Regions from separate parts of the Homo sapiens genome. Here region 2 is linked to region 1. The links are chromatin loops, found by intact Hi-C in ENCODE. Cell type or tissue: PC-9. All regions are shown on one strand. Each heading gives the region's core, and the rest is flanking DNA. Links, peaks and the distances in the headings are about the cores only.

Region 1 (10,161 bases), core at 1,350-9,349:
CAAGAATATAGAGCCCGGCTATGAAAAGTGATATAAATTAAATAGATAAACCAAGTTTATATGATCTTCATTTATAACATTATTTCTATGCAAAGTGTACCTCATGTAACTCTAGCTTTGACAATACAATGTCTTTTGGCATCCAAACTTCGCCCCTGCTAGTGGGTTGTTGGCAGTCCTAGCTTAGGAGATTCTGGGTATGCATACTTGTGTGTGTGTGTGTGTGTGTGCGCGTGTGTGTGTATAGTGTGTGTGTGTGTAGATGCTTTGAGAAGACAGAGGATTGTAGAATATCAGTAACTTTATACATTAGCATGAAAAATGATGAGAAGATAGTTCTCTCTGACTGGGTCTATCATCATTCATTATTGTTTTTTTCTAGATGTCTGGGGTTGAGAGGGAATCTAGATGCTTTTTTCCCAAAGGTTTAAGCATTGGTAAGTTGAATACTTCTGACCGATGATTCCTGGAATCTTAAGGATGAGAGTAGGAGGATAAAGAGAATTGTAGCAGCTGTTTCTTTGTAGTTACTGATTTTAGACTCCTGAATCAGGAAAAGTATACAATTGAAAAAATTATTAAAGCAGTGTATTGAAAACTGTCAAAAGGCCTCATTGTTATTTCATGTAAGTCAGTTTTCTGGGCTGAGGCCCAGATGGCTAAGTGGGTGCTGAGATACTCGCTGGATAAACAATGATATACAATTAATGCAACAAAGGAGATTTGTGCCAATTATTTCCAGAACCAAAGGCCAGTGAAATACTTTAATTTTATCACACACATCTATTTTGGCAGTGAGCACTTAGAGTTTTATAGGAAAAGGTAAGCCATGCCTTGGGGTCCGAAAGAGAATGGGCGTCTACTGGTGAGGGTTCCATGATATGGAAAACACTAGAAAAACAGCAGGATGGAGGTGAATTATAATAGATTTGACATAAGTGAGCAAGACTAAATACGTTTTGAAAGCAGTGGGCCATTCAGTTATTTCTTTTATTTTTCATATTTTTCTCGACTCTGCAAAATAATAAGAAACAAAAGAAAAATCTGCTGAATGCCTAGTCATAGTTTATTGGAGCAGGAAAATAAGCCATTCCAAACCATTCTCTGATTTGCTGTGAGTGGCAGAATCATTCACCGTGGTGAATCATAGCAGGGAGAACCATTTGGAATGATTATTTTCTGATGTTAAATTGCAAATGGCACAAGTGGAATCAACAAAGGTATGAATTATTTTAAAAAATCTTTTAAAAAATCCTGTTATTGAAAAATATGTATTTGTATGACCAGCTTATGACTTCATTTCACTAGCTTATAACTTCATTTCACAGTAGCCAAGCCTTAAGTACATATCTGTTTGTTATTACATTTGGCTAATTGAAAGCCTTTCTAGTTAATATTTTTATGTAAGAAATAGTATTATTGTCCTAGAAGCTGCATGATGGTTATAATGGTGGGGATAAATGTGTATATGTAAACATTTGGTCCAACCAACTAGGTTGAAGAAAAAGTGTGTTTCTTGCCTTGCCTACAGTGAATAAGGAACCTGTTGGCTGATCTACAAACAAAATAAACTGAGGGATTAGCCCTACCTGGGTGAAACTTGTTAGTGATATGCAAATGGTTTATCATTAATATAATAATAGGCACTATTTAGTACTAATCCTTTGAGAATCTCTGATGGTGTAGACAATATACCTGATGCTTAAGATGAAATATCATCTGCCTCCAGTATTCCACGAGTTGTTTTTGTTGAAAAGCTTCAGGTTGCCTGGCCCTTTAAGGCAAATCTCTGGTGTTCAAATTGGTGAAGTAAAAAGATATTTTATGCTCCAGTGTCTGCTTTGTGTGAATACTTAATTTTAAGAGGGTAGAGTGAAGTGTTTCTATTTAAATTTAGGGGGAACTATGAGGGTGGGGTGGTGACTACATTCCATGAAGTTCCCTTTTTTTTCCTTTTAATAGGAGGCCCTGGACTCAGCTCAATGGTTAGCTTCAGTTTTTAGTGGCCTTAAAAACTGCTTTTGACAGGAAAGCTGGTTGATTCTTCAGGGGAGGGAACATAGGATTTCAGAAGGGGCACATTCCCTTGCTATCTGTAACATTAGGTACCCTGACTGTACACAGAGGGCACCCAATGTATACTCTATGAGTGATTGAATACATATTTAAGACAGGACTTGCAGCATTTCCGGCCTGAGAGCAATGAGGTGGGGTTGTAATTGTGTAGATCTGGGCACATTCTTGGCACTCCTTACACCATGTCCTGGGAGTGGATACTTTTAGCCCCTGTACTAATTATTGCTGTGTGACAAATTTTCCCTAAATTTACAGCTTTAAACAATAAAATTTTTTATTTTTTATTTTTTAGATTCTACGGGTCAGGAATCTGGGAGCTGGCATAACAGTGTGGTTGTAGCGTAGGGTTTCTTCCAGGGTTGCAATCCAGATATTGCTGGGGACTACCGTCATGTGAAGGCTGGGGAACATATGCTTCCAAGCTCATTCACAGAAGCCCTCAGTTCCTTGCCACTTGGGTGTCTCTATAGGGCTGTCATGACATGGCAGCTGGCCTCCCCTCAAGGGAGTGATGTGTGTGGACACATGCTGCTTTTTATGACCTTGTCTCTGGGTCACACACTGACACTTCTCTTTATTTTCCTTGTTAGAATTGAGTCACTGAATCCAGCTCACACTCAGTAGGAGGGGATGACGCAGGGGTGGGACAACCAGGAGGTGGGGATCACTGGTGCTATCTTAAGAGTCTGGCTACCACAACCCCTTTCAGTAAATTTTGTTCAGTTACCCAATGACTCAAGATATTATGAAGATCTGCTTGAAATATTTCATTACAGAAATTTGGTTCCCCTTTACTTCACCTTCAACAAAGTCATTCAAGTATCTTTCTCAGCCCAAATCCAGTAGATCAGAGGGTCGTATTCAAAACATCACTACCACCACCACCATCCACTGGTGGGAGCCCCGAGTCAGCCTGGGGAGGAAATAAAGTCATTCAGTGGAATTACATGAGATTAAGGTGCTGGCTTCAGTTCTGTTCCCACAAAATACATGTCCTTGTTGTAGGAATAAGTAGCTTTAATTGGCCATCAAAGGAAAGTTACAAGGGGAAAAGACTATTGTACATGACATCCTCAATCTGAGACCTGGTCTCTCTTTTGAAAGGAGTTTAAAGAACTTGTCATTTCACTAACCAAAAAGAACTCCACTTACAATCCACATTTTCTCAACTACAAAAGATGCTTGCTGTAAGTAAATCTAGTTAAAATATGAAATAAAACAAAAAGTACATAAGGTTTAGACCACTGATGTTCATGACTTAGTCCCCCATTTTATTTTGTTTTAAAAAGCTCAGTTTTCAGAGATCGTTTAGATGCCACTGACTTTAAAATGCCAGTCCGCCAGGGTGAAGACACAGGCTGCGTGTTGGGAGAAGATAAGTGATGAATTGCTTTTATACGATATGTTCCAACAGGTATTAAAGTATGTTTAAGGAGCCCAGGAAGTAGGGCCATATTAAAGGATGTGTTTTGTATTTTAGTGAGACTCTTGGGAGCTGGAGGTAACCAGAGAAAAATGGTACCTCGAAAACTTGGGAGACACCTTCTGAGAACAGGACACAGACAAGGTCAGGCTGGGCATTCAAGATGTTCAGGCCTTTCTCCTTTGAGACTTGATTTTTTCCTTCATGGTTTTAGGCCTACAGTGCAATTATTTTACATTGTTAGACCCCTGTTTGGATTAAAGCTTCTTTCTTTTGTAACCAAGTGTAGAGGAAGTCTCTGTAATAGATACTTATTTGGGGGTCTTGGGAGTATTTCTGTTTTCATCTTTATTCTCCATTGGCGGGGGGCTGGCCATTTCCTTCTCTGCCTTCCTTGCCAAAATGCCTATATAACAATTATCACATTTTTCTATGTGCTTTCCTTCTCAGACTGTGAAATCCCCGAGGGAAAAGACTAGATTCTACTAGCCATGTATCCCTAGTCCTTAGCAGAGTGCCTGGCCCATATTAGGTATAAATAATAATGTTGAATGAATGAATGAATGAAGACATGAAGGAAGGAAGGAACAAATAGGCAGGCTGCTGCTTGTATTTCATCACTCAAGCTGTGAATTATATTTCTGGGCCCCTAAAAGAAAATTTTAGATATTTTGGAATGGGTCAGATGCATCTGTTAGAAATATAAATGACATAAAATCATCATACCTCTTCTGGTAAACTTATTTAGAAGTTAAAGATCTGGCCACCTGCATTAGCAGCTCAGGAGAAGTTTAGATTGGCATTTAGATTAGCTGGCTCTGTTATTCAGTGACTTGCATACTTGTTCAAGGGCACTGGAGTCAACCAATGTTTATTTTTGGATTCCCCATTGCTCTCGGGATCACTGCAGCGAAGACTGGTGCCCCCAACCCCCTATTACCTCCTTCACCTTGTTTGTTGTTCCTGGTCCAGGGAGGACTGCAGCCCAGATTCAGCCTGACTAGCTGCTCCTTGGTGCCCTGTTATTTTTAGTATATGAACCACAGCAGCAGCTGGCAACCCTGAGTTGGCCCATACAGGCTTAGTTTTTGTGAGGTTGAAACTATGGGTTTAAGAATATTGGGAATCTCTGGTTTTTATGTCCTTGCATTATCTCATGATAAGTAATATATTATTTTTAACTTTCATCTGTGATGTGCCAATCTTTAACAGTGAAAACTTACACTAAAAGACCTCTGCCTGGTTTTGGATAACTTTGCCTGTATTTTACGCTGAAAGTAAAGAGAATAGGAAGAGAGGACTTTAAAAAATGAAATCATAGTCCTGTGAGGAAATCTTTTTTAAAAATTGAAAACTCTTTAACTTGAATAACAGAAAGCTTTTGGGGAAGACTAGGAGCTCTGAAGGCATAATTGAAGTGATGTTGTTTAATGTAGGCGAACTGCTGTAATAAGCAAATCTCAGCACGTGTTCATTTTTTCCCTCATATAGTGGTCTGATGTAGGCCTCTGTCAATGGTACAGTTGTAAGTTCTGCCCCACTATTTTCAGGGACCCAGGCTTTGTCACTTTTACCATGAGGCTTCTAACATCATCACGGGGGTCAATATCCTGCCAGCAGATGGGGAAACAGCATGGAAGGCCATGAGGTTTCTATGGAGCTGGCCAGGAAGTGGCACACATTTCTTCTATTCAGATGCCACTGGCTGTAGCCTTATGACTGCTTTCCACCTAAATGCAAGGGAGGCTGGGAAATGTAGTGTTAGGACTGAATTGTGACCCTCCCCGCCCTCCCCAGCAACCCTGGCCAAATTCATATATTGAAGCCGTAACCTCCAGTACTCTCAGAATATGACTGTATTTGGAGATAGGCCTTTAAAGAGGGAATTAAGCTAAAAAGAGGCCATTAGGGTGGACCTTAATCCGATCTGACTGATGTCCTTATAAGAAAAGACAATTAGGACACATAGAGAGAGACACCAGAGATGTGTGTACACACAGAGAATAGACCACATGAGGACACAGAGAGAAAGTGATCATCTGCAAGCCAATAAGAGAGGCCGCAGGAGACACCAAACCTGCGAACACCTTCATCCTGGACTTCTAGCATCTGGAACTGTGAGAAAATAAATTTCTGTTGTTTAAGCCACCCCATGTGAAGTATTTTGTAATGGAAATTGTGGCAAGCTAATACATATAATCTACCTATGAGCCCAGGAAAAGGTAGAAACTGACTTAGTGATTAGCTAGCAGTCCCTGCCACAATGTAAAGAGTGCCATTTACTTATCTCTTGCTAATTCATTCAAATGCTCTTATAGGTACTTGGGACATAATGAGCAAAATAGACAAAAATTTCTGCTGTACAGTAGCTTCAGTTTTAGCAGATACTAAAGCAACCAATTACTATCATACCATCCTGCTTTATTTTCTTTTTTTAGCACTTATCACTATCTGAAATTATCATGTTTATTGATTTGCTTATTATCCCCTTCTAAAATGAACAGAACCCCCCTTTTTTATGCTTTATTTTTTAAAAATTCTATTCTTAATGCCTCAAAAATGCCTGGCACATAGGAGGATTTTGATATTTATTTGTTGAGGATTGAATGAGATATCATGAAATTGCATTTCAGGAAAAAAATCATGTAAGGAATGATTTCTTGAGTCTAAGGTAGAATGAACAGAATTTTCTTTTTTTTTTTGTCTTTGAAAAAAGTACCTGGTAGCTGACCTTGTCCTTTAACCTCTGAGGTCATTTCAGTTATTTAATCCTAAAATTCCTACTTGTTGTCTATAAAATATTATAAGTTTAAGGTTTCTGATGTGCACAACACACTAATGATAGGATATTTACCTTGGCATTTTTTTGGTTTGCTTGCTGTATCATGATTTAGTTACAGAATCATGGAGATTCAAAGTGACTGGGGACTTAGGGATGGCACCGCCCCACTTCCTCACTTTAAAAATCAGGAGGAGCAGGCTAGAAGGAAATACTGGTCTTACAGAGCTTGCAAGTGGCAAAACATAGACCAGTCTCTGGATTTGGGCCTGCAGTGACTCACCCAGCACTCTTTCTACAACACTAACCCTTTTCCTATTTGCATTAAAGGTGGATTGAATGGTGGTTAAGAGTGTCAGCTTTGGACCAGGCTGTGTCGGCTTGGATCCTGGCTCCACCACTAACTAGCTGTGTGACTGTGGTAAGCTCTCTGTGCCTCAGTTTCCTCCTATATTAAATAGAGAGAAGAATAGTACTCACCTTATAGAGTTGTTCTTTTAACTCTTTTAGGAGTTAATACATGCAAAGAATTTAGAACAGTGACCAATGTATAGTAAGTATTCAATAAATGTTAGTTGCTATTATTATTATTACTCTTGCTATTTTAAAGTGATTAATTATATAATAAATGGCCAAAGGGCTTTTGTAGGTATAAGAATTTTGATGATGTTATCAAAATATCTATTGACAAAGAAAAAAAGAATGCATAGACTATTAATAGTTTTCATCACACCTGAAGAACTAAACATAAATCCTGACTACGATTTCTTCACCAAGAGGTTTCTCAAATTTCTTTTTATTGTGATATAATTGACATACCATAAAATACCTTTTTAAAGTATACAATTTCATGGTTTTTAGTATATTCACAAAGTTGTATAAGCATTACCACTGTCTGATTCCAGAACATTTTCATCTCCTAAAAAGAAGCCTTTACCTGTTAGCAGTTACTTCTCATTATCCCTCCCTAATCTACTTTCTGTCCCAGTGGATTTGCCTATTCTGGACATTTCAGATAAATGCAATCACACAGTATGTAGCATTTTGGGTCTCTTTTACTTGAAAGCCTAATGCTTTCAAGATTCATCCATATTGCAGCATGTGTCAGAACTCTATTCCTTTTTATGGCTGAATAATTTTCCATTGCATGGATATACCACATTTTGTTTATTCATTATTCATTGAGTGACATTTGTATTGTTTCCATTTTCTAGCTATTATAAATAATAGTGCTGTGAATATTTGTGAACAAGTTTTATGTGGGCATATGTTTTCAGTTCTGCTAGCTGTGGACCTAGCTGTGAAATTGTTGGGTAACATAGTAACTCTATATTTAACTTTTTGAAAAAGTGCCAAAGTGTCTTGAAAAGTGAGCTGCATCATTCCCAAATATTTAAGGTACAATATTTGAATATTAATTTGACCTTGCTTGATTGGAAATGAAAGAGAAGTCATTTGATTCCAATATTCCTAGAAAAGACTCTCAGTTGTTCACAAACACTTCAGAGTATTTGTCTCAGCCCCTGTGATGGGCACTGCGTAAACCAAGACAAATGAAACATAGTTTCTGATTCTGAGGAGTGGATGAGAATTTTTGGCATTTCAAGTTGACTTTTTTTTTTTTTAAAGTGTAGATATTTGTTTTCTTCTTTTATTACTTGTCTTCTCTTTTGGATATCACCACTGGACATTTAGGAAAGACTCTTAATGGGGTACTAGATGTGTTAAGACCTGGAGGGCTGGATGGATGGTGCACATAGAAGTAGACAGCAGATAGGAAGCCAGGATATACAGGATCAAGAGACTCTCAAGTCAGTGGATTATTTAGGTGTAATCAATTGTCAACTCGTTTCATGACTGACAGTGGCTTTCCTCTCCACCACAGACATCACTTAAAAAGGAAAGGGCAGCACTTTGGGAGGCCGAGGCGGGCGGATCACGAGGTCAGGAGATCGAGACCATCCCGGCTAAAACGGTGAAACCCCGTCTCTACTAAAAATACAAAAAATTAGCCGGGCGTAGTGGCGGGCGCCTGTAGTCCCAGCTACTTGGGAGGCTGAGGCAGGAGAATGGCGTGAACCCGGGAGGCGGAGCTTGCAGTGAGCCGAGATCCCGCCACTGCACTCCAGCCTGGGCGACAGAGCGAGACTCCGTCTCAAAAAAAAAAAAAAAAAAAAAGGAAAGGGAACCTGTCTCTCATTTATAAAGACCACATTTGTTTTCCATGACAGAAATCTGATGGAAACTTTCATTTTCACAGAATTACCACCTTGCTTTGGTTTGGGGTCTAGGTAATCATAAAATTTTGTGAGCTGTGGCAAATCGTATATATAATTGTATCCACAGATGTCTAGTTGAAGAAACAAACTTTGAAGGATTTTGTTCTGTTGCTGCCCACTGAAATGCATATTTCTTAAGCACAAGCAGGTAATGCTTTCTTATGTAGAACACTGAAATTTACCAGCACACCTCTTGAGTTCCTTGTGGCGTAGCCTGGTTCTGTTACTTCACTAGAAGCTCTCATATTCATGCTCTGCTGGTAACTTTCAACCACTGTTTTCACTTCTTCACTGAAATGGGTGACAATTACGTTTTCATCTTGGATCAAGAAGTTTGTTTACCTGCTGTGTAAATGGCTGTAAAAATTAGGCAAATGTATTTGTGGAGAGTAAAATGAGCCTTTAACCTTTCAGGAGCCTGTCCAGGTGGAAGTGAGTTAAGTACAGGATGTGAATGGGGTATCTTGGCCTGGAAAAAGACCCAGTAGACATAACTTTGCATTTGCTCGTTTTGTTCAACTTTTCCTTCCTTCTCTGCCTGCCAAAGAAACTGTAATAACTGTAATAATTTTTATGACTTTCTCTTCAATGACAGTTATCTTCCTTTACCCTAATTCCTTCCCTCCTCATCCTTCAAATCCCCTTCCTCATCATTCAAAGTCTAACTCAAGCTAGCCTTTCCTCCTTATTTTCCCCTTATCTTTCCAATCCGTATGGAGATTTCTCACCTTTCCTGATAGAGGTTGCGCCAGAATGGTGAGGATTAAATTGTAATTGCTTTCTAATAGACTGCTGTGTCTGCCCACTAGATTTCAAGCTCTCTAAAGGTCAAAGCTATTTCTTACATTAGTTTTGAATCCGCTTCTGGACAGCGCCACATCCCAGAGGACTTCCTCACTCATAAGCCTATGAGGGTCAAGGCAACAATGTAGGAGCTAGTGATTCTCACAGGAACACTTATTTCAGAAAAGCTATGCTGAAAATCTGGGTTTTAATTTGAACTACTAGGCCTTACTTGGCCTTAAAAAATGACATGTAATCTTTTCTGTGCTGTCCCTTCTCCAAGAAGGTGGGCCTCAGGCAGATGAAGAATCGAGGACACAGGGAAAATCCTGGGCAAGCTGTGGCACTGGGGGAGTGTGGTTTATCCCCCAGAACAATCTAAGGCAGTCCACACCTGCTGCTTCATGACTAGGGTTTCAAAGCTTTGAGAACTGGCATAGGCAAAGCTTGTCTTTTGGTATCAGGATAAGTTTCAGTGGATTTAAAATGTGTTGTAATCAGATTTAAGTCCAGAAAGCTTTTTTTTTTTTTTCTTTACTTACAGTGAAACTCTCTCTTTAATGCTGTTTGGTCAAATAAACATCAACAACCACGTTCAAGTTTCTTGGTCACTCCTGAATCCTTTCTTTTAAGTGGGAGTGGGAAGTTATACAGAGACAAGTGTCGGCCGGGCACGGTGACTCACACCTGTAATCCCAGCACTTTGGGAGGCCAAGGTGGGTGGATTACCTGAGGTCAGGAGTTTGAGACCAGCCTGGCCAACATGGTGTAACCCTGTCTACTAAAAATACAATAATTAGCTGGGTGTGGTGGCATGCGCC
Region 2 (10,161 bases), core at 869-8,868, 75 kb after region 1:
GACATCCGAGGTGCCTTTCTCCAAAAGGTATTTGAAATATCTCACCAAAAAATATTTGAAGAAGAATAATCTACGTGACTGGTTGCGCGTAGTTGCTAACAGCAAAGAGAGTTACGAATTACGTTACTTCCAGATTAACCAGGACGAAGAAGAGGAGGAAGACGAGGATTAAATTTCATTTATCTGGAAAATTTTGTATGAGTTCTTGAATAAAACTTGGGAACCAAAATGGTGGTTTATCCTTGTATCTCTGCAGTGTGGATTGAACAGAAAATTGGAAATCATAGTCAAAGGGCTTCCCTTGGTTCGCCACTCATTTATTTGTAACTTGACTTCTTTTTTTTTCTGCTTAAAAATTTCAATTCTCGTGGTAATACCAGAGTAGAAGGAGAGGGTGACTTTACCGAACTGACAGCCATTGGGGAGGCAGATGCGGGTGTGGAGGTGTGGGCTGAAGGTAGTGACTGTTTGATTTTAAAAAGTGTGACTGTCAGTTGTATCTGTTGCTTTTCTCAATGATTCAGGGATACAAGTGGGCTTCTCTCATTCATTAAAAGAAAATGCGACATCTTTCTAAGATTCTCTGTGGGAAAATGACTGTCAATAAAATGCGGGTTTCTGGGCAAAAAAAAAAAAAAAATAAAAATAAAAATAAAACAATGGTTTTTCACTCCATGTATTTATTTAAACATAAATTGGTCTGCAGGACTGTGTTCTATATGTTAAGTTGTAGTTTTGGCTGCTAGTCGAGTATACCATGAATTAATAATCACCTGATACTGATTCGAGTTGAGGTGAATACCAAGATTTATTGACCCAAGTGGAAAATATGGACCAAAGTGAAACCTCTGTCAATATTTATTTACCTTTACAGGAACAATTAATCTTGATACTCCTTGAAACAAGAAGTCAATATATGTATTGTTATGTACTTTTGGAGACTTCCATTAGAAATATTGGCAAGTCCCTGCTTCGTGGCCATAGATTTAAAAGGCCTATCAATTTTAAATGTTTCGGTCATTGAGAGCTAAAACATGTAACATATCACAGTGTTATTCACCAGAAATAAAAAATCAAGAGTCTGCTCAGAGTAGGTTAATATGAGTTCCTTTCTTCAGTCCAGCTGATGGTTTTTAGTAAGATGAACTGCCAAGGAGACAATGAGCACTGACTTCTCGATGCATGACTTCATCTTGTTAGAAGGTGGGTTGCCGGGCGCGGTGGCTCACGCCCGTAATCCCAGCACTTTGGGAGGCCGAGGCGGGCGGATCACGAGGTCAGGAGATCGAGACCATTCTGGCTAACACGGTGACACCCCGTCTCTACTAAATATACAAAAAATTAGCCGGGCGTGGTGGCGGGCGCCTGTACAGGTCCCAGCTACTCGGGAGGCTGAGGCAGGAGAATGGCTTGAACCCGGAAGGTGGAGCTTACAGTGAGCCCGGATTGCACCGCTGCATTCCAGCCTGGGCCACAGAGCGAGACTCCGTCTCAAAAAAAAAAAAAAAAAAAAAGAACGTGGGTTAAGCTCCCCTGTAACAGAGCTCTGCAGTGCTCCTCCCCATGGTGAATGACACAGGCGAGTACACGCCCCAGTGTGTCTTAGTTTCATCATGAGAACTTTGTAAGCAGCCTGTAAGGGAAGTACAGACTGTGAGATTTAGACCCCTTTTTTTTAGTTGCTTTTTTTTTCTCTAATAAGATCGTGGTGGAGGTAAAAGAAACTGTTATTTCACAGTGACTGGAAATGTAATGAAGTACTTGATATCTATGCATGAAGTGTTAGAGTTGAATTTTTAAGGAGAGAGATAGCATATTCCCTCCAGTCTATAAATTCCTGATTCAGAACATGATCTCAAGAGTTGTACTTTACATTTCTCTTCCCACCACCAAACAATAACAAAAAGAAGAAACAAATGAAAACTATCAGTGCCCAGTGGGAATTCCAGTTGGGGCAGATCTTTGAGATATGGTATTAAAATGATGACTTGTAATTAAGAATGAAACCTTTTTGCTCCATATACATGTAGATGAAAAGCTAACACCTCACCATGGAGCAGTCATTGCAGTAATGTTCATTCTCTTTTTACTTAACAGAAACCAGAGGTTGTTGTGTCTAGGGAAATGTCCAACAAGCTAGTGAAGTGTGTTGAGGACACACACACACACACACACACAGATTTGTCACTGGAATAATATATATTTATTTGTGGAATAGACAAATTATATTCTAGACACTGTGAAAAGTTTTTAGTTTTTTTTTTATTTTTAAGTATTTATTTATTTATTTGAGATAGAGTCTTGCTCTGTCACCCAGGCTGGAGTGCAGTGGCACCATCTTGGCTTACTGCACCCCCTGCCTCCCAGGTTCAAGCGATTCTCCTGCCTCGGGCTCCCAAGTAGATGGGACTATAGACATGTACCAAAATGTCCAGCTAATTTTTGTATTTTTAGTAGAGACTGAATTTCACCATGTTGGCCAGGCTGGTCTTGAATTCCTGACCTCAATTGATCCACCCGCCTCGTCCTCCCAAAGTGCTGAGGCTTTTTTAAAATTGCCAATCCCAACATTGTCTCAGAATTGTTTTTAATACCCAGCATAACCTAACATGCCAAGATATACAGCTAAAAGTCATGAATTGGCTAATGTCCATGACCGATTAACACATTAGTAGATTTGTGTTCAGCTTAAAAACTTCTTAACTTGTTTTTTTAACCGATGTTTTCTGTCATCCTGGGGTGATGATTTGCTTTTTTGGGGGGGCAGGTGTTATTTATTTTTATAAAGTTTAATTCTTTTTCTGGTTAAAACAGAAATGTACACTCTCTTTTTGTTGACTTGTGAAGTACAGAAACGTGTTTTAAGATTTTGTGCCATGTATTGTTAATGAGGATAGCAAAAACAAAACTCAACAAAACAACAACAAATAACAAACAAGCCCCCCCGCCCCAAGAACTCAGAAACACCAGGAAAAATGGCATCTTTTAATGTGTTGATCCTTGACACTCTGCAGACAGTAGCAGCAAAAAACACACATCCACAAATATGCCCCTTAATCTTCAGAGAGGAGCCTCCTGAAAAGCACAGGCTTCTAGGATGTGGCTCAGAAACAGCTTATCTCCCTTCATCTCCTTTTTGAAGAACAAAAACCACCCACCTCATTGGTTACCAGGTCGCCCTATCATCAACCAACCAGCTTGGACAAACACAGCAGAGAACACTAAAGGATCCTATACTTTGACTAGTGGAAGGAAAAATGGCTGGTGATATAAAAGGCCAACTTATTTACGTAAAGAGGTATTATAAATGGTACGGGCAAAGTGACTAAAGAGATGAGAAAAAAAGTGGGAAAGAGAAGGAGAGGAATGGCAGCCACAGGGGAAGGGGTTGGGGGAGCAGTGGACTGAGAGCAGATGAGAAGGAGGAAGAGCAGTGTAGGGCCAGCGAGCCACCTGTATACACCTTGTAAATCCTTTTGTTCCTACTTCTGGGAAGTACTCCAGTAGTACTTGAAGAACTCAGATTGCAGTGTTGAAGGCAAGCTAGCAGGTAGAGCCCAATGCTTTGAGGTGGAGATTAGGATGGAAGGTATTCATGGGACAGTATATGTGATAAAGAAGCTCTTTCAATTAAATAAAAAGAAGACAGCACTAGCTTGCTTGAAAAAACACAATTATATTTGAATTCTTCACATGTCAATATGTTAGTCTTTGGCAACCTACAGAAAACCATCATCATACTTTTTTTATACCAATAGTGATGACTCCACTTTGACCAAAAGGCGAATCAATGTAGAAAAAAGTCCATTGTCTTCACTGTGGAAAGTACATCGAATCTGGAGTCAGATGGATTAGCATTCAGGCCTCTTGGTAGTTTTCTGATATTGGACAATTTACTTACTCTGTATTTGTTTCAGTTAAAAAATGGGGAATTTGTCTTAACATTTTTGTGAGTATTAAAATAAGAGATTTTAAAGGTGCCTGGCACAGTGCCTGGGACAGAGTATGTGCTCAATTATATTAGTCACGTTCCTGCCTTGTCAAGAGCTTTTCAGGTCCCTATAAGGAAAAGGCCATAAAATTTAGAAGACATTAGGCATGAGTTTTAGTGGTTATATCACCAAATGTGTCTGCTTTCTAAATTTGTGCCTGAGAATCAGGCAAATTTTTTTTTTTTTTTTTTTTTTTTTAGGTAAGAGAAAATCTGAAAATGAGACGTTTCATTCACCTCCATATCTTTACTGCTCAGACACATTGGCTGATATCTGCTTGGCTTTACTTCCAGTGCTTTCTCTAATTGCAGAGGCATGTGAAGGCCGTAATCTTTAGAAGAGCCTTCAAAGCCTTGCATGGTCTGGCCCTGCCTGTCTTTCCAGCCTCACCCTTGTGACCGTCTCCTCCACTGTCTATGCTCCAGCCACACTGGGCTTCATTCTTTCCTCCACCAACCCAAACTTTCTCCTTTCTTAGGGTCTTTGTTACCTCTGCTTGAGATACTGTTCCTAGACGCCTCCCTTTCCTTCTTGTTGCTGCTCATCTCTGTCTCTTGCACACACACACACACACACACACTCACATCCCTATCTATGTGAATTCCTACTTGCTTTATATCTCACCTTAAGTGTCACTTCCTGCCTGAGACCCTAGCGTATGTTAGATTTGCTGGTCAAAAGCTTTTCCAGCATTCCTCCTGCTACTTATCACATTTATGACTAATTAGTTATCTTGGTAGATGTTGGCTAATGTCTGTCTTTCTGGCTACAGTATTAGTAAAGACAGGGATTATGTTTGTCTGAATCACTACTGTGGCCCTCCCATTCAGTTCTATGCCTGGTACATAATAGGTGATCAACAAATATTTTGGTGAATAAATAATGCTAGATGCAGAAACAAATTAGTGACTACATCATTGTAGCATTACAAGATTGTGGAGTCCTACTGTGTTCCACATCAATAACTGCTGGCTCTGTATGGTTAATCTGTGCTCTCTGAATTGTAAAATGACCCAGTATGGTTAAAAATGGGCCTAAAATGACGTAAATGGTTTTTATCACAGAGGAACACCCCCAGATATTTGTTCACAAAGGAAGCTGGTTTAGCCTAGGAATTGGCATCCCTTCTCCTGTATAGTTTTTTTAAGCCATAATACTCAAGTCTATCAAATATCCTAGCACAATACACACAACCTTAGGGAAGTGGCAGGCACCAGTCGCTATTCCCGTGGGTGGTTAAGCCTTTGGTATCTGGGAACAACTGAAGGGTAGTAATTGGTGATACTTATTGTCTGAACATAACTCAATCTTGGCTTAGCTTGGGAAGTATTCGTACCCTCACTTGTGGGGGTGCTTGGCCAAAGGCAGAGGTGTCCCTATAGGTCACTCTGAGGCATTTTTATCTGCACAATAGCTATTAACAAGTAATGGGAAAAGTGGAGATAGGCTGGTTACTCTAGGTGGCTGTAAAACAAGTGTAGATAGGACACAAAGGAGCAGCAGAGTGAGTACACATGACAAAAACCATACCGCATATTGAATTCTGCCTTGACAATATCATTCTTCTACAGTTGTCAATATTAATACTTTTCTATAAGGAAATGGAATGACATTAATGATACATGCAACATCCTTTATGTAAAAATGCCCCAAATCCAAGAGCCTTCCAGAGCACCAGGAAAAGTTTCAGAGCCATTGGATGTCTCTCTTTGTCAGATGCCACGGTGTCAGGCTCCGAGCCATTTGTCATCCCTGAATTTCATTATCTGCTCCTTCCCTGTCTTTCATTCTCAGTTTGCTAGGACATTTGTTCACCGTTGACCTCCCTGACAAATAATACACCTTAATTATGTTGGCAAGAGGGGATATGTCATTCCTGGGCCACTTTAATTGTCTATCCGACAGGCATCCTGCTGTGGCATGTAGCTTCTGTGGTATTTTGACTGCAGTGGTAGGACTATCCTGTGCTTGCGCTTTGTCTAGAGATAGTCTCAACTTTTACAGGTTCTGAAGATAATATGTCTTATTGAAGCCGTGTATCACTTTTGTTTTGCAGTTGCTAAAACAAGCTCTCACATTAATTTGGTGGAAACAGTACAGATTGGCTATCTACAAGGTTTGCCTTGGAAAGCAAAAAAAAAGTCTGCATAAGGATTTAGAATGAAGTAAATACTGAAATAACTACAAAGGTTAAGAAGAAAGGTGTTTGGGCATATCAGGAAGCTCCACAAAGGAAAAACAGCTGACTGCAGCTCCAGGAGCAGGACGCAGAGCCTCTAGTTTAAGTCAGCTAATCCTTTGCAAGAAACAGAGAAGTGCTCTTGGCCAAAGATTAATCTTACAATTCCATTCTCACATAAAAATCCTGCAGCCTATAACAATCTTGACTTCGGGACTCAGAAAAAAATTCTCTTTTATACCTTGCAAGGATTTGGATCATTGATGGTCTTCATTTTGGCACTTGTTTGTGTTTACTCCAAGATTTTTGTGCAATTCTTTGCCCATGGGAGAATGACGGGGCGCAAAGATAAAAGCTGATGAGGGTCTCAGCAGCACTTCGAAGTTGTGGGAGCCAGTTACCATTTGGAGTTCTCCTTTGACAGGGGTAGATGCCTTAATTTGAAATGCCATTTAACTAGGAATCTACCTAGACCTTTGCAGTGTGAAGACTTCCTATTGCAAATGAAATTGTGTGTGTGTGTATATATATATATATATATATATATATATATATATATATATATACACACACACACACACACACACACATCTTACTTATCCAGACCTCTAGGCACATATTATGTCGCATGTAGGAGTTTATTAACATGAGTATTTCTAAAAAGAAAGCTATTTTATCCATAGCAGCAGGTAAAATTTTAGTTTGTTGGCACAGTCCGTTGTCTCATCTCTCTTTTCTTCTGCCTAACCTGTCTTTGCCGGTTTTCTCATCAGTGGAACATGTTGCCTGTGAGGTTAGGGGAGAAAAAGAAAAAAAAAAAGAACAGCATCAACAAAAAATAGCATCTTCTTCCACTCAACCTGCAAGGCTTCACAAGGGTAATCTCAAAGGTCACCTGGCTCCTGTTTTGGCCAAGAATATGTGGATTAGGGTCACAGGAGGGCGAGATTTTAATTTCACAAAAATATGTAAAGGGAAGGGGGAGAAGGGGGAGAAAAAAAAGATTACTTGCAGAGAGCATGAGTACCAAGGGAGGCATGCTTAGGTGACTAACGACACCTCTATCAGAAGAACAAACTCGATCTGCATCAAGCATTGAGACAGATGAGGCCAATTTCACACAGTAAATTTCTTGGCCATGATTGATGTGCCCCTGCCGCTGAATGTGAGCAAGCTCTCTCCGCACCTGTCAAGCACCGGGCAGACAGGGATCTATCAAAGCGTTATTGATGACTTTACACTGTACTCTGCAAATAAAATGTAATGGGCTAACTGGAACATAGATCTGAGTGATGTTACTTATATATTAAATATGTCACATCTGTAGAACAAATGGTGGTTAGATAAGAGTTATCATCTTCAGGGCTCAATAAATATTTTATCAAGCATAATGGAAATTGTCAAATCAATCTAATTGTGTAATACATTATGAAGACATCAAAATTAAACAAAGCACATATGCTATCATTTCATTTTATTAGTGGGCCACTGTTGTGCCCAGGAGGTCTTGTGGTGGTTGAAGGCTGGCAGAGTTAATACTATATATATGTTTCCCTTTCCTCTCCCTCTGCTGCTTATGGAACTGGCTAGATATTTCATCAAAGTATTAATTTCTCAAATGCAGACAACTTCAAGGCATAATTAGATTAGGGAGAACAAAGCTGCGAAAAGTGGCATCAAGCCACAAATTCACTTTAGCCATATTTAGAGCAAATATCTCTGTGCTTCCATTTCATTTTATTTATCTTTATCTGATTTTATACTGTTGCAATAAAAAAAAACCCAACATGAGCAAGAATTATCTTTGAGCCAGAGACATCCATGCTAGCTCCTAACTAGCAGCAACTGATGTTTCAAAATACCTTTGTCGTTTTTGTTATTGGTGGTTAAAAACCACTTGAGGTTTCCCTCCTCCTCCCCCTTTTTTTTTAATTGGCAAGCTAGGTACTTTACAAAGACTATGGAAAGGATTACAAAATCTGGCAAGACTGGCTTTGGCTTGGTGAATTTTAAATATGCATTTAAGGAATGATTGCGTCTTTCTTTTCTACCCGATTTAAGACAGCTATTAGATTCGGAAAAAAAAAAAACTTCGACTTTTTAGTCACTATTTTTAATGTGCTAAGGAAACATTACCATTTCATCCATGTGTCCATTAAAAGAAAGGGCAGCCCGTATTCCTGGCCTTAGAAATTCTCAGTTTGGCTTGTCACTGTGATCAAATTCAGTCCCAGGGTGCATAAGAGGAAGGTCATGAAACATCCTGTGCCCAGTTTTTCCAGAAGCAAAATGGGAATAACTTAAAAAAACACTTCAACCGTCTTGATAAAGTTGGGCCAGGGGACAAAGTTTGCTGCTTGTCAGGGTTAGAACTAAAATGGTTATATTAGGATAATCATGAAAGATACTTATTTCAATATTAAATGACTTTCAGAATGAAGTGCAACCATTGGCAACAAATAAGAGCACAAATTGTCTTTTTTCCCCTATAGAATTATATGCTATGTTATCATTAAAAGGAATTTCAAGTGATTTGTATGTGCATTTGTTACCAATAAATACATGGACTCTGTTCTGATTGTTTACGTGCTGTGTTAGTAATTCAGACTGTTGGCCTGAGGAGAATACAGTAGGAGTTGTTCAGGCTTTAAGAATCACAAAAACTGAAATTGGAACTCAGCTTGGCCCCTACTAGCAATGAGATCTAGGGTAATACATGTAACTTTATCGAACCTCAGTATTCTATTCTGTAATATGGGATAATAGTATCTACCTACAGATTTTATGAGGTAGGCAGACAGATATCAATATAGATTGATTAGATACCATCATAATGGGTGGTTAAGTACTAGACACTAAGCTAATATATATCAGTTATCTCTTCTCACCTGCAGAATCATTCTGGGGGCAAATATTAATCCACATTGATGACATAGGTTTCAGAGAGCATAAAAAACTCAGAGTTTTTGTATCTTCCAAATGATTTCTCTTCTTTGGTGGAGGATTAGCAGTTATTACACAAAACATGGGCTGCCAACCTCAAACCCTGCTTTTAACACCAAGGTTTCACATAATAGAGTTTTTAGCATTAGGGAAAAAGCAGTTACTTTATATCTAATCATAAATATATATGATTGTAACAATATAATTTATATAATATTGATAAAAATTAAGCTGTTGCAATAAAACTGTCCCATCAACCCAAGGTGGTATATTACCATTCTGTTGACATTCCATTTTCAAGGATATTTTATGTTGGGTTGTAAGTACAGACTGACATCTATATTAATAAACCGTATATTGAAAAAAGGAAAGAATGATAGGGGTGTTGGGTAAGTGGCTTTTTCTAGTATGGAGCATTAGGCTGGAAGGCTGGACTTCAGGAACTGACGTTTACAAAATACCAAAGATAGTAATGAAGTTTGTTGTTGTTTGCTCTCTCGGCTGACTTTAGACAGTTGTCTTCCTAGTGGGATTGCTTGGAAATTATTATTGATGCAGATCCTTCCACAAGGTCTATTTAAACCTCTCCCTTCAATGTGCCACTACAAAAGAAATTCATCTTGTGAATGAGAGGTGGCACGTGGTGACTGACTAAATTGTTTGACATGCTCATTAGCATTCTCAAACCTGGACCATTTCTACCTAAGCTACTGACCCAATCTGTCCTGTTGAGTCGTGCTCATAGGAAAAGGGAGGAAAGATGCGAGCGTATTCTTTCTCTCTGAGAACCTGTCTATAGATTCAATTATCTATCTATCTATCTATCTATAGATATAATGAATACTACATATATATAGTATTTATTCTTCCTTCTCTTTTGCTATATGTGTAATTGGCTTCCCTCTCTTGTACCCAAAACTAATAGTGTCTGGTATTTTGTTTTTGTTTTTGTGTTTTTTCTAAGAGGGAGTCTGGCTCTGTCACCAGGCTGGAGTGCAGTGGAGCAATCTCGGCTCACTACAACCTCTGCCCCCCAGATTCAAGTGA

The links. Peaks named below come from ENCODE experiments on the same cell type or tissue, not always from the same donor. Only the 100,000 strongest peaks of a DNase experiment are listed, where the experiment ranks them.
Region 2: a loop joins it to region 1, with 7 times the contacts of the local background. A loop is called at or near these places in 2 of 110 quality-filtered maps.

The regions. Positions count from the first base shown.
Region 1 is chr3:169,549,116-169,559,276 of GRCh38, reverse strand. All of the region lies in intron 1 of MECOM (MDS1 and EVI1 complex locus), which reads left to right. Among named protein-coding and RNA genes, the nearest start is that of MECOM-AS1, 110 kb to the right of the region's middle. In PC-9, for the core only: no CTCF peak of the experiment used is centred there; no DNase peak of the experiment used is centred there.
Region 2 is chr3:169,473,682-169,483,842 of GRCh38, reverse strand. The region is part of intron 1 of MECOM (MDS1 and EVI1 complex locus); the gene reads left to right. It overlaps MECOM-AS1 (MECOM antisense RNA 1), which reads right to left. Exons shown (of 5, transcript NR_134932.1): 5 at 6,791-6,957. It also overlaps the pseudogene RPL22P1. Among named protein-coding and RNA genes, the nearest start is that of MECOM-AS1, 31 kb to the right of the region's middle. RefSeq lists an enhancer at 788-1,288. In PC-9, for the core only: no CTCF peak of the experiment used is centred there; a DNase peak (open chromatin) is centred at 4,742.